Regions from separate parts of the Homo sapiens genome. Here region 2 is linked to region 1. The links are chromatin contacts, found by Hi-C or POLR2A ChIA-PET in ENCODE. All regions are on one chromosome and are shown on one strand. Each heading gives the region's core, a stretch centred on a gene start or an enhancer-like site at or near the end of the contact. The rest is flanking DNA. Distances are from core to core; before and after follow the strand shown.

Region 1 (5,768 bases), core at 2,431-4,930:
ATGTTAGCCAGGATGGGCTCGATCTCCTAACCTCGTGATCCACCCACCTCGGCCTCCCAAAGTGCTGGGATTACAGGCATGAGCCACCACGCCCGGCCCGGCATAACTTTTAACAAGACTTGAATTAGATATTACTTAAACACCATCATTTTATTACAAATCTATCCAAAACTATTATTTAGGATTAAATATGTATACTTAGATAACTATAAAAGTGTCCGAGGTGCATGAACCAGAGCAACTCCATCTTGAATAGGAGCTGGGTAAAATAAGGCTGAAACCTACTGGGCTGCATTCCCAGATGGTTAAGGCATTCTAAGTCACAGGATGAGACTGAAGGTCAGCACAAGATACAGGTCATAAAGATCTTGCTGATAAAACAGGTTGCAGTCAAGAAGCCAGCCAAAACCCACCAAAGTCGAGATGGTGACGAGAGTGACCTCTGGTCATCCTCACTGCCACACTCCCACCAGAACCATGACAGTTTACAAATGCCATGGCAATGTCAGGAAGTTACCCTATATGATCTAAAAAGGGGAGGCATGAATAATCCACCCCTTGTTTAGCATATCATCAAGAAATAACCATAAAAATGGGCAACCAGCAGCTCTCGGGGCTGCTCTGTCTATGGAGTAGCCATTGTTTTATTCCTTCACTTTCTTAATAAACTTGTTTTCACTTTACAGACTCACCCTGAATTCATTTTTGTGCGAGATCCAAGAACCCTCTCTTGGGGTCTGGATGAGGACCTCTTTCCTGTAACAAAAGGATAACTTAAAGCATTCTTGTCTCAGTCCCATGTTTTCTTTTGAGAGCCTAGTGCGCGTACAGGGCCGTGAGCCATCTGCTACTTACAGAGTGATGCAAAGATACAAAAGACACAGTTCCTGCCCTCAGACAATGGACAGATGAAGTGACTGATGGATCCTGGGTCTGGTCAAATTTAGGCCTATCAAAGCCAGTAATGGAGACTCAGAGATGGACATACAAACTCGTAATGTGTGGGCCTAACATAAATCTCCAAAGTCACACAATGTACTGTGTTCTGGAAGACGTAATATAAACATAAATTACACTAGAAACAAAAGAGATTTTTAAAATATTTCAGACTGTAAATATGACGCAGTATATAACTGGTATGATGCAGTACATGAATCTTTATAAAAACGTCCTTTTTAAGAAGACCTCATTTTAAAAAGAGCAGGTATTGATTTAATGCTTCTCCTCTAGGGCATCACCAAAAACTTGAAGATGTTGAGTTTGACCAAATAAAAAAGTCGAGGTAAGTTACAAAAGTTGACTCTATTTTCACATTTGGAATATGGCAGCAGAGGTTCACTCCTAAATAACTATACAGCAATGACTAAGCATAATCTGAGATGAAGGAAGCAGAATATGTACATCACAGTGCAAGACAAAGTCTGAACAGCACGTGCACTCATACCAAGAGTGGGTATTCTAGAAATACCGAACCCAAAAATTAGAGATTTCCAAATCCTTATAAAGGACCAAAAAAAAAAAAAAAAAACCTCACCTTAAAGCCAAGTGAAATATTACTTTTAATCTGTATAATACACAGATAATGAGTTTATACACATTCAAATATAATTACTACCACTGGCTGTAAAGAGAAACAATCCTCCATGGGCCCTGAGCATCCCTGCATATTCCTGATGGGTACGAAGAGGGCAAGTTCCTACCATCTTTTTACCTGTGCCATTTCTCAGGGCTGTTTTTGTAGCCCTGAGATAACATCTTGAGAGATGAGAGAATATCTTCCACAGGACAAACACCTCAGGCTTCTTTACTTCTTGCTCCAACAGCAGTATATTCCCCCAAACTCAATATTCCTCTCCTGCAGTTCAACCTACTGTGCATTCAAGCATCCGCAAGGGGGCCTTTACCATCACCCCAGGGTGATCAGCTTACAAAGAGGGCAAAACTCAAGACCCTGTACAGTTCTTGACACTGTCACTGGGGGAAAAAACAAAGCCATTTCTATTATTAAGATTTATCTTACCGGATCCAGATTCTTAAACAGCAGGATGTCTTTGCAAGCCTCTTGCAACCTATTTCTTTGATCATCAGTTTTTGGATGTATAATCTAAAAGGACATCAGATTTAAAAAACAAAGACATTAGCCAATACCATCTCACTCAAAGAGATTTTAAAAACTAACAAAAATCAGAACCAACATTAGAAAGAAGAACTGTTAGCGCTCAAGTTTGCTTCAGGTTGGTGCTGAGATTCACTTTTGGTGACTGGTAACTTATGAGCCTACCAAGTAGGGGAACATAATTCACCTTGTTCGGGGGAGGTTGGTATCCATTCATCAATATAGCACTGAAATGTTTTTCAAAAGCATATTTTCCCCTAGGTTAGCAAGTTCATTATGCACACAACTGTGACTGGCTAGGAAGATTCCAAAGCTCCCAGCCAGTGGGGACCCGTACAAAAGGACAACAGGTGCCAGCAGCTACACTGAAAATTTGGACTGCTGTCATTCTGTTTCTACTGAGTTTAATACTCTTTCAGGATGTAATTCTTTCTTTTGAATCTTGATAAGGTCCCTGGAAAGAAGTAAAATGTTTAAATGTATATGGCATTAGATGCCGAATATATTTTTACACATGTGGTATGTACCTGCCCCACAGCGAGCAAGTGATTTTTAGAAGGGAGCAAACAATCATGCACTGCCACTCCAAGAGAATATGTGTTCCAGGGAAAAAGAGTCCAAGGAGGCTGGCTGGTGCACTGATTTCAGAAGGAACTCAAGGAAACTAGTGTGCTATATTCTCACTAAACTTGTATTCTAGAGTGTGAAGAGTGGCAGAATGCCGTGTGTGTAAGTGTGGCTTGCTATCTCTCGAGTCCCTTTTCACTAGCAGGAGGCTCAACTGACTTGGACCAAAAGGTCCACTCTTTTGTGAACATGAACAGTTTGTAACTATAAAATGAGTTAGAGGGGCAAGGGGTAGTCCTAAAAGCAGCAGACACGGAGTTGGTTTTCCTGAAGACCTACACACCACCCTTTCCTATTCCAATGCTCACTCAAAGAGTGACCACAAGAGCTGATGGGCAGGTACCTTGCCTCTTCAGGCAGCCTGCCCTACCATCAGAGCATCAGAGCTCACAGAATCAGGCAGCAGTGGAGTTTATAGCCACAAACATCAAAACTCACAATGGGAAATTTAAATCAGCATTTCAAACCACATCAGATGGCTAAAAATTAATGAAAATTATAAGCCTGAAAAGAATTGGGGAAACTTATAGTATTGCTAAACTATTTATATGTAAACTATTGATATATATACCATTTATTTGCATTATGTAAAGACTACATGAAAGAACTACTAGCTAGTAAGAGAAAGGGTCACTGCACTTTCCCCTCTAAGGGTAAGGTAGATGTAAACCTTTGTTTACTATCTGCCCAATATTCATCTCAAACTAGATTCTAAGATGACACACAAACACAGACAAAGTAGATCCCAGGGACTTCTCATTCACTGCTGCATAAGAAACCTTTAAAATTCAGGTATTAACCAAACCACACCAACCAAACTTCACTTCCTCCTACTTCAAATAAGGAAGGCTAACACACTAAAACAAAACAGAAAGTCATTTCTCACTTCACAAAATCCATCTAGAACTTCAAACCAAAGCAACCGAGATGTCTGCCTGCTGAGAAGCTGTTCTCAGAAAGGAAAGGGGGGAGAGGAGAGTGCATCAGGCATCAGTATCGTGCACCTGCTTCGCTCTGGTCAACTTTATGTCTTTCTCTCCAACCCATTCAATTCCTATAAGCCTTCACACAGAAATCCAGCTTTTTCCTCTTCTCTCTTCTTCCTGCTACCTCTCGTACCAATGACGACTTTTTTTTTTTTTTTTTTTTTTTGAGACAGATTCTCACTCTGTTGCCCAGGCTGGAGTGTAGTGGTGCGATCTCAGCTCACTGCAATCTCCGCCTCCCGGGTTCACGCCATTCTCCTGCCTCAGCCTCCTGAGTAGCTGGGACTACAGGTGCCTGCCACCACGCCTGGCTTTGGTTTTTTTTTTTTTTTTTTGTATTTTGTATTTTGTATTTTTAGTAGAGACGGGTTTTCACCATGTTAGCCAGGATGGTCTTGATGTCCTGACCTCGTGATTTGCCCAGTTCAGCCTCCCAAAGTACTGGGATTACAGGCGTGAGCCAGCGCGCCTGGCCTCTTTTTTTTTTTTTTTTTTTTTTAAGACACAGTCTTGCTCTGTCACCCAGGCTAAAGTGCAGTGGTGGTGCACTCGGTTCCCTACAACCTTTGCCTCCTGGGTTCAAGCGACTCTCCTGCCTCAGCCTCCTGAGTAGCTGGGATTACAAGTGCCTGCCACTGTGCCCAGCTAATTTTTGTATTTTTATTAGAGACAGGGTTTCACCATCTTGGCCAGGCTGGTCTCAAACTCCTGACCTCATGATCCACCCGCCTTGGCCTCCCAAACTGCTAAGATTACAGGCATGAGCCGCTGCACCCAGCCCAATCACCATTTCTAAGTAGTATTTTTTTTCTCAGCCCCACCTCCATCACTATGGTCTACTGCTCTCCTCCTGTTTCCCTTTTCCCTCACCCTGCCATTACTCCTCAGCACTCAGAGTCCACTCTCTGTAATTAACCTCGTCGGTAAAATCCCTCTTCACTGGGGAAAGTAAACAGCCAGAAAGCGGGTGTGGTCTCTGACACTCCAGCTCCTCTGTACTGCAGCCACCTGCTCTGAAGATGCTCTCCTACATTTTTCCTCTGGGGCTTAGCATGATCCCACCTAAGGGATCTCTCTCTGGATCACTGAGGCCTCAGCAATACACCCAAAGTGTGATTTTAGTGTACTAGAGGCCACTTTGGTTTTCATTAAAATTCATTCCTGATTTCAGATAAAAATTTTATTTGTTAAACAAACATAGCATAAATACATGCCAGGTACTATTCTAAGGGCTTTACTAATATTAACTCATTTTATCCTAGTGACAGATCCCATGAAGCAGGTTAAGAAATTTAGAGTTAAGGAAATCAACTTGCCCAAATCACTTGTCCAATGTCATCCAGTCCACAAGGTGCAGAGCCAGAATTCATGCCAGCCAGGCCAGCTACAGAGTCTATATTCTAAACCAGGGATCAGCAAACTACACCTGCAGGCAAAGCTGTTTTTGTATGTATGGCCTCTAGGCTAAGAATAATTTTACATTTTTTTAATGACTGGGGGAAAAAAAATCAAACAAATGATAATATTTCCTGACACATAAAATCTATATTAAATTCAAATTCAAGCGTCATAAAGTTTTAATGTAACCCAACAGACATGCCTTTCATTGATGTATTACCTACAGCTGCTTTCAAGCTACTATAGCAGAACTGAGTAGTTGCAAAGGAGACCCCATGACTCCCCAAAGCCTAAAATATTTACTCTCTGAAAATAGTGCATTTTTCAGTTAAAAAAAAATTTACCAAAAAAAGTTTGCCAACTTCTGCTCTAAATTTCTGCTGCCTTTCCATTAAAAAAAAAAAATTAGAAAAACAGTTAACAAGTAAGGTTTTAACTTAGACATTTTCTTTAAAGAACACTGTATATCGGTCAGGCACAGTGGCTCACGCCAGTAATCCTAACAGTTTGGGAGGCCAAGGTGAGTGGATCACTTGAGGCCAGGAGTTCAAGACCAGCCTGGCCAACAGGGCGAAACCCCATCTCTACTAAAAATACAGAAATTAGCCAGGTATGTGGTGGTGCATGCCTGTAGTCCCAGC
Region 2 (5,768 bases), core at 1,525-4,024, 54 kb before region 1:
AGAGCACTAACAAAATTTACAGTTATTCCTACATTACCTAGTATAAAACTCTGGTCTATCGTTTTCCACTCACAGGTGTGCAAATATGGGCATTTCTCTCCCTTATAAACTGTCATATTTATCCATTTCTTTTCAGGGATAAATAATGAAGTGTTTTCCACTTAGGTCTCCCTAGGCATATTAGCTGGAAGCTTCCGTAATTTCATAGCACAACCACTCATTTTCTTAAACTCTGTCTGGATATATGAAACAGTGATTTTTACCAATGGGAACCCACTTTTGTAAGTTTAAGATTTTAATATTAGCAAATTTTAGAATTAGCAAACAGGCAAATAATGTAAGGCCACATAAACTATGGAAGAAATAAACCTAGACCAAAAGGAACCCAACTAAAGGTTGATAAAATTTAAAATATAATCTTGATTACAACTCTGCTTCCTTAGAGAAATACAATTTTCATTTCTATATGTAGAAATGTATAGTAAAAGTATTTCATGGTCTAATTTATTTTAAACATTTACAAATTTTTTTACTCTATGGTTCTCTTTATCACCTTTATCTAATTCTCAAAATATGAAATCATGGTAGTGAGTGAAATAAGTCTTTGATCATTAGATAAGGAGCTTAATTCTAATGACTTAAATTCTAATAATTTAAAGTATTACTACTTTTAAACTAGAAAAATTTTTAAATAAAACCTTTGTGTAATGATAGAATGTTTCAATAAAAATATAATAAATGCTCCTACCTATTGTAAAATGAGCACTGCATCAGTGGACTTTGTGGACTGGTCGCGATATTTGCCAATTCTGTTAGCCAGTCCACCTCATTTTCACGGTAAGTAGTTTCTGGTATGTCTGAGGTATTTTGGTTCCAAGATGATCTTGGGTATTCTTGATGTGAAACATCTGAACTCAGCTGGTACATGCCAGATTGGGTAGGATCACTTTGAACTGCCTGAAGTTCAGGAAGGTCATCTGCAAATAAGCACACTCAAAATCATAAAAAGGAAATTACTAATACAAGGAACAATATTATAACTGCAGTTAAAAGAGAAGTCCTCAATTTTAGCTAATTAATTTTGAGAGAGGAAAATCATAAATTTAACATTCTGTTCACAGACTGGAAAAACATGGTTTGGTTTGTGTTTTCTGCTTCTTATTCCCCCTAGTGTTTTGTACCTCACCTAGGAGTGATCCATATGCCACTGAGATATTTTTACATTAACAAGTTAATGAAGAAAAAGGCATTTTATGTGTGCAATATGGACTTATTACTCACATACTTTAATAACCTGTTATACAGACTATAAACAATAATTTCCATAATGATAATATAGATCACATAAATATTTAGCTACTACTTACACAACTCTGTGTTAAAGTATTTCTTTTTACTAATAAATTCTGAACTTGTTAATATTTACTGGTTATTTATCGGTTATTTTTTCCTATAAGTGCATTCCTAAAAGGCAATTCATGATACCCTTTCAGCTCCCCATAAGATGACTGGAACTATTACCCAGCTACCACTCATGCACACACCAAGCACTATAAGGAACATGAATTCCAAAATACTGAATTCTTAAAAAAAATTATATATATATTCTTTTAAAAAATCATATATATGTCTGTATGTATGTGTGTATGTAGTAGGGAAGAAAAAGCATCTTGAAGGCTTAAAAAAAAAAACTCTCCACGAAACACATACCTACAAACTCCACAAACCTATTGGGTCCCTTAAATATACAAGTCAAGAAAATTTCTAGTCTCCTAAATGTCACTATAAAAGTATGTATAACTCCTATTCAGGCAAATATTCCAGAATAGTCTACTAAAACCGAAATGTCCTATCTTAAAAAAAAAAAAATTTTTTTTTGAGATAGGGTCTTACTCTGTTGCCCAGGCTGGAGTGCAGTGGTACAATTATAGCTCACTGCAGCCTTGGACCCCTGGGCTCAAATGATCCTCACGCCTCTGCCTCTCAAGTAGCTAGGACTACAGGCATGTACCCACCATGCCCAGCTAATTTTTAAAGAAAATTTTTGTAGAGATGATATCTCACTACGTTGACCAGGCTGGTCCTGAACTCCTCCCACCTTGTCCTCCCAAAGTGCTGCGATTACTAGCGTGAACCATCATGCCAAGCCAAACTGAAATGTTTTAATTAGAAGCACTGACTCGGGATATCCATTTGTAAAAACTGACTTCTTTCATGGAGTCATGAAGGAGCCAAGGAGTTCTAGAACATCACACTAATTTAAAATAATTCTACCCTACAATTTTCATGCTGATATAGCTATTTCCTTTCCCTCACTGCCTTTGACCAACATTTATTTACTGCAAAGGGTTCATTTCTGTTTCTGAAGTTCAGGAAATTACTTTTTAAACGAAGTCATAGGTGGAAGGGGCATGTTATTTATACTCCCCTCGGCCCTAAGTTTCTGAGTTCCTCCTTAAACCAAAAACTGAGGAAGATCAACTACCTGATTAAAATGGCACTCCTTGCTCAAAAGTAACCAGTACTCAATAAATACTAGGGTCCAGAAAATCCTTGGCATTCAAGCAGGTTATGTGTCCCAAGAGCTTAAGATCTCTAAATTTCCAAACATTACCATAGTACATAATCTCCTCCATTTCATCATTTGTAAAATTAAGACAGCTGTATCTTCTCCCCAGGGTTTTTATAAACATGAAGGAAACCCCCATATATTAAATGGGGGCAAAGCCAAGCTGAAAAGCTGGGCAGCAAGCCAAGGTGACTCATTAGCTCCATACTCCTGAACACCAGCCTTGAAGCAATACAATTCAAAAACACACCTCAACAAACTTACACATTTCTAAAGGTCACATATCTCCAGGAGTAGTTTAGCAATAGTAACAACCATAAATGTCAGATCCTCAAGTTTCAAGGGTCCACTGTAATTTCCACATCATACCAGCAAATCTGCCACGAAGAGTGGCTAAGCATATTTTACTGAGCTCTCTCAAGTATATTTCAAAAGTAGCATCTTTCGAAAAGCCACGAGTGGGGTCCAATCTTTACACACAAAGTAAAGTAGTTTAATTTAACAATCTGTAAATGAGTGTCTACAATAACCATAAATAGCCCAACTCATGTTGGTTTTAAGTAGTATTTTAAAAGCAATAAAAGAATGCTGAAAATTCCTAATATACAAATACTTCATATCCCTTTCTAGCCAGTCAAGGTTGGTGGAGAAGCGGGCTAAGTAGAAAAATTTATCTGAATCTTAGTGAGATTTCTATATAACTTTTAATTTTGCTTACCAAGCTCCATGTGTTCATCACAGGAGTTATATCCAGGTGAAGATGGCAAATTCTCATTACACTGCAGCAACTCCAATGAGTCATTCATTCCTGAGGCTCTCTTGTCCATCACCAACAGGAGTTTCTGTACTGCATTAGGCATCTGATTTGTCTTCACTTCCCACACCATGTTATGGTGCTCTGACTTAAAATAAAAACGACATTAAGAAATGATGTCAAGCCATGCAATTTGGGCAGTACACAAACCTAAAATAAATCAGAGACATGACAATGTTGTTTTGTTTTTTTTTTGAGACATAGTCACACTCTGTCACCCAGACTGCAGTGCAGTGGCGTGATCTCGGCTCACTGCAAACTCCACCTCCTGGGTTCAAGCGATTCTCCCGCCTCAGCCACCTAAGTAGGGGGGATTACAGGCACATGCCACCACGCCGAGCTAATTTTTGTATTTTTAGTAGAGATGGGGTTTCGTCATGTTGGCCAGGCTGGTCTTGAACTCCTGACCTCAAGATATCCGCCCACCTGGGCCTCCCAGAGTGCTGGGATTACAGGCGTGAGCCACCACGCCCGGCCACAGTGTTAGATTTTAACTTAATCATACACTGCCATTTATAGCTCCCTCAAATCCTTTAGACCCGGATGACTCCTTAACATCTTGGCCTACAACTGAATACTCAGCACTAAATCACATTTCAATCCCAAAAGATTAATATCTTGAATTATAAAAAAAAGTCTTTTCTGCTGAGGAAAAATGGCATTGTATATACTTTTATTTAACCTAGTAACCGTCCTTTCAGATGCAAAAACTGAGACTAATAGGACTCTTTTTTTCACTTGTACCTTCAAATTCAAAAGGAAATTTAAAAACTTTCCTTAATAAAAGTTAAAAAAAACTGGAAGAATATTCTATTTTGTCCTTTTTTAAAGATTCTATTTTAATGTCTCTATTTACTGTGTTTTTTATTTTGTTTCTTCATTCTGAAAGTGAACTACTTCAGCACACTTAAAAAAATACATTTTCTTTTTTTTGAGACGGAGTCTCGCTCTGTCACCCAGGCTGGAGTGCAGTGGCACAATCTCGGCTCACTGCAACCTCTGCCTCCTGGGTTCAAGCGATTCTCCTGCCTAACCCTCCCTAGTAGCTGGGATTACAGGCGCGTGCCACCACACCCAGCTAATTTTTTGTATTTTTAGTAAAGACAGGGTTTCACCATGTTGGCCAGGCTGGTCTCAAACTCCTGATCTCAGGTGATCCACCCGCCTCGGCCTCCCAAAGTGCTGGGATTACAGGCATGAGCCACCGCACCTGGCCAAAAAAAGTACATTTTCTAAATAACATTTCAGAGTTTCTTAAAATGGTCATATATTACAATTCTCATAAAAATAAAAATGTTCTTAGGTTTTCTTAATGAAAATTTGGGACCTAGCCATAATAAAAGATACCTGTCATTCTGAATAGGATATTATGTATAGAAAGATGAATAATCATCATGGGAAATTTAAACAACTAGTAAATCTACCTGCAAGCCTACAAAATTATCACAAGGAAGAGAATATGGGTTAATAAATTTAAATAATTTCTCAGCAAAATCCAACAACTAAATATTATTATGAAAGGAAAATGTGGTTGTCTCTTTTATTTCACCCTTTGGACAACGATCGAATTAGTTCTTTATTTAACATAAGCAACAATGGTAAGATTTTTCTGATTTCTCAGGCTCTAGTCTAAATTCCATTTTTTAAAAAAGTTCTAGCCTGATGCAGTAGCTCATGCCTATAGTTCCAGCTACTTAGGGTAGACTGAAGGGGGACGACAACTTCAGCCTATGCGTTGGAATCCAGCCTGGGCAATGTAGCAAGACCCCCCCTCTTAAAGAAAAAGTTCTAATGAGTGAATATGAAATACACAAAAAAATCCTGACTTTTGCAACAACATATTTTTCCTCAAAATAAAGCAATAAAATATATTGCTGTTAAAAGTCACTGAAAGTCAAGCACCCAGTGCAGGCTGATCAAAACTGCACTGAAAAAATGTTAATCACTTAATATTTATAAGCTTTCTAAGTCATGATGTTAATTACCAATAAACACCGATGACACTGATAAATTTCTTTCTACGAAGACTTTTTCATGATCTTTTTGGTTTTGAAATGTATTCCTGACTAGAAAATACAATCACTGTGAAAAAAAATGGGAAAAAAAATTTTTTTGGAAAAAAAGGAATATGATTACTTCTAACCCCACCAACCAGACTTAGATATTTTTACATTTTGATGTATTACAATCCAATTTCTTCTTCATGTACACATATACTCAATCATGTTTTTCTTCATATTTCATATTATAGTTTGATACCTTTTGGCCTAATATAAGTTCATAAGCATTTTCCTATGTTATTTTTTCAAAGCTCTAAATGGTTAAATATACATCAGAAGGATGTACCGAAATTCACTTATCCCCTCTACTACTGAATATGCTATT

Evidence for each region. A loop is a pair of places that touch in the nucleus more often than their neighbours do. ChIA-PET counts read pairs that join two places held with the same protein, here RNA polymerase II (POLR2A).
Region 2: POLR2A ChIA-PET joins it to region 1 with 17 read pairs in T-cell. The contact joins two enhancer-like sites. A Hi-C loop is called at or near these places in 1 of 37 single-sample maps with no recorded cell type. POLR2A ChIA-PET finds 5 or more read pairs at or near these places in 5 of 52 experiments (GM12878, OCI-LY7, T-cell and 2 more).

The regions. Positions count from the first base shown.
Region 1 is chr7:107,124,548-107,130,315 of GRCh38, reverse strand. It overlaps PRKAR2B (protein kinase cAMP-dependent type II regulatory subunit beta), which reads right to left. Exons shown (of 11, transcript NM_002736.3): 4 at 2,021-2,104. Among named protein-coding and RNA genes, the nearest start is that of HBP1, 42 kb to the left of the region's middle. Within about 2 kb of position 3,680, at least 6 of the 41 ENCODE cell types and tissues checked have a DNase peak (open chromatin) inside an H3K27ac peak, as active enhancers do.
Region 2 is chr7:107,177,582-107,183,349 of GRCh38, reverse strand. HBP1 (HMG-box transcription factor 1) reads right to left here. Exons shown (of 11, transcript NM_012257.4): 2 at 3,288-3,471; 3 at 749-977. The coding sequence starts at 3,456. Among named protein-coding and RNA genes, the nearest start is that of HBP1, 11 kb to the right of the region's middle. Within about 2 kb of position 2,774, at least 6 of the 41 ENCODE cell types and tissues checked have a DNase peak (open chromatin) inside an H3K27ac peak, as active enhancers do.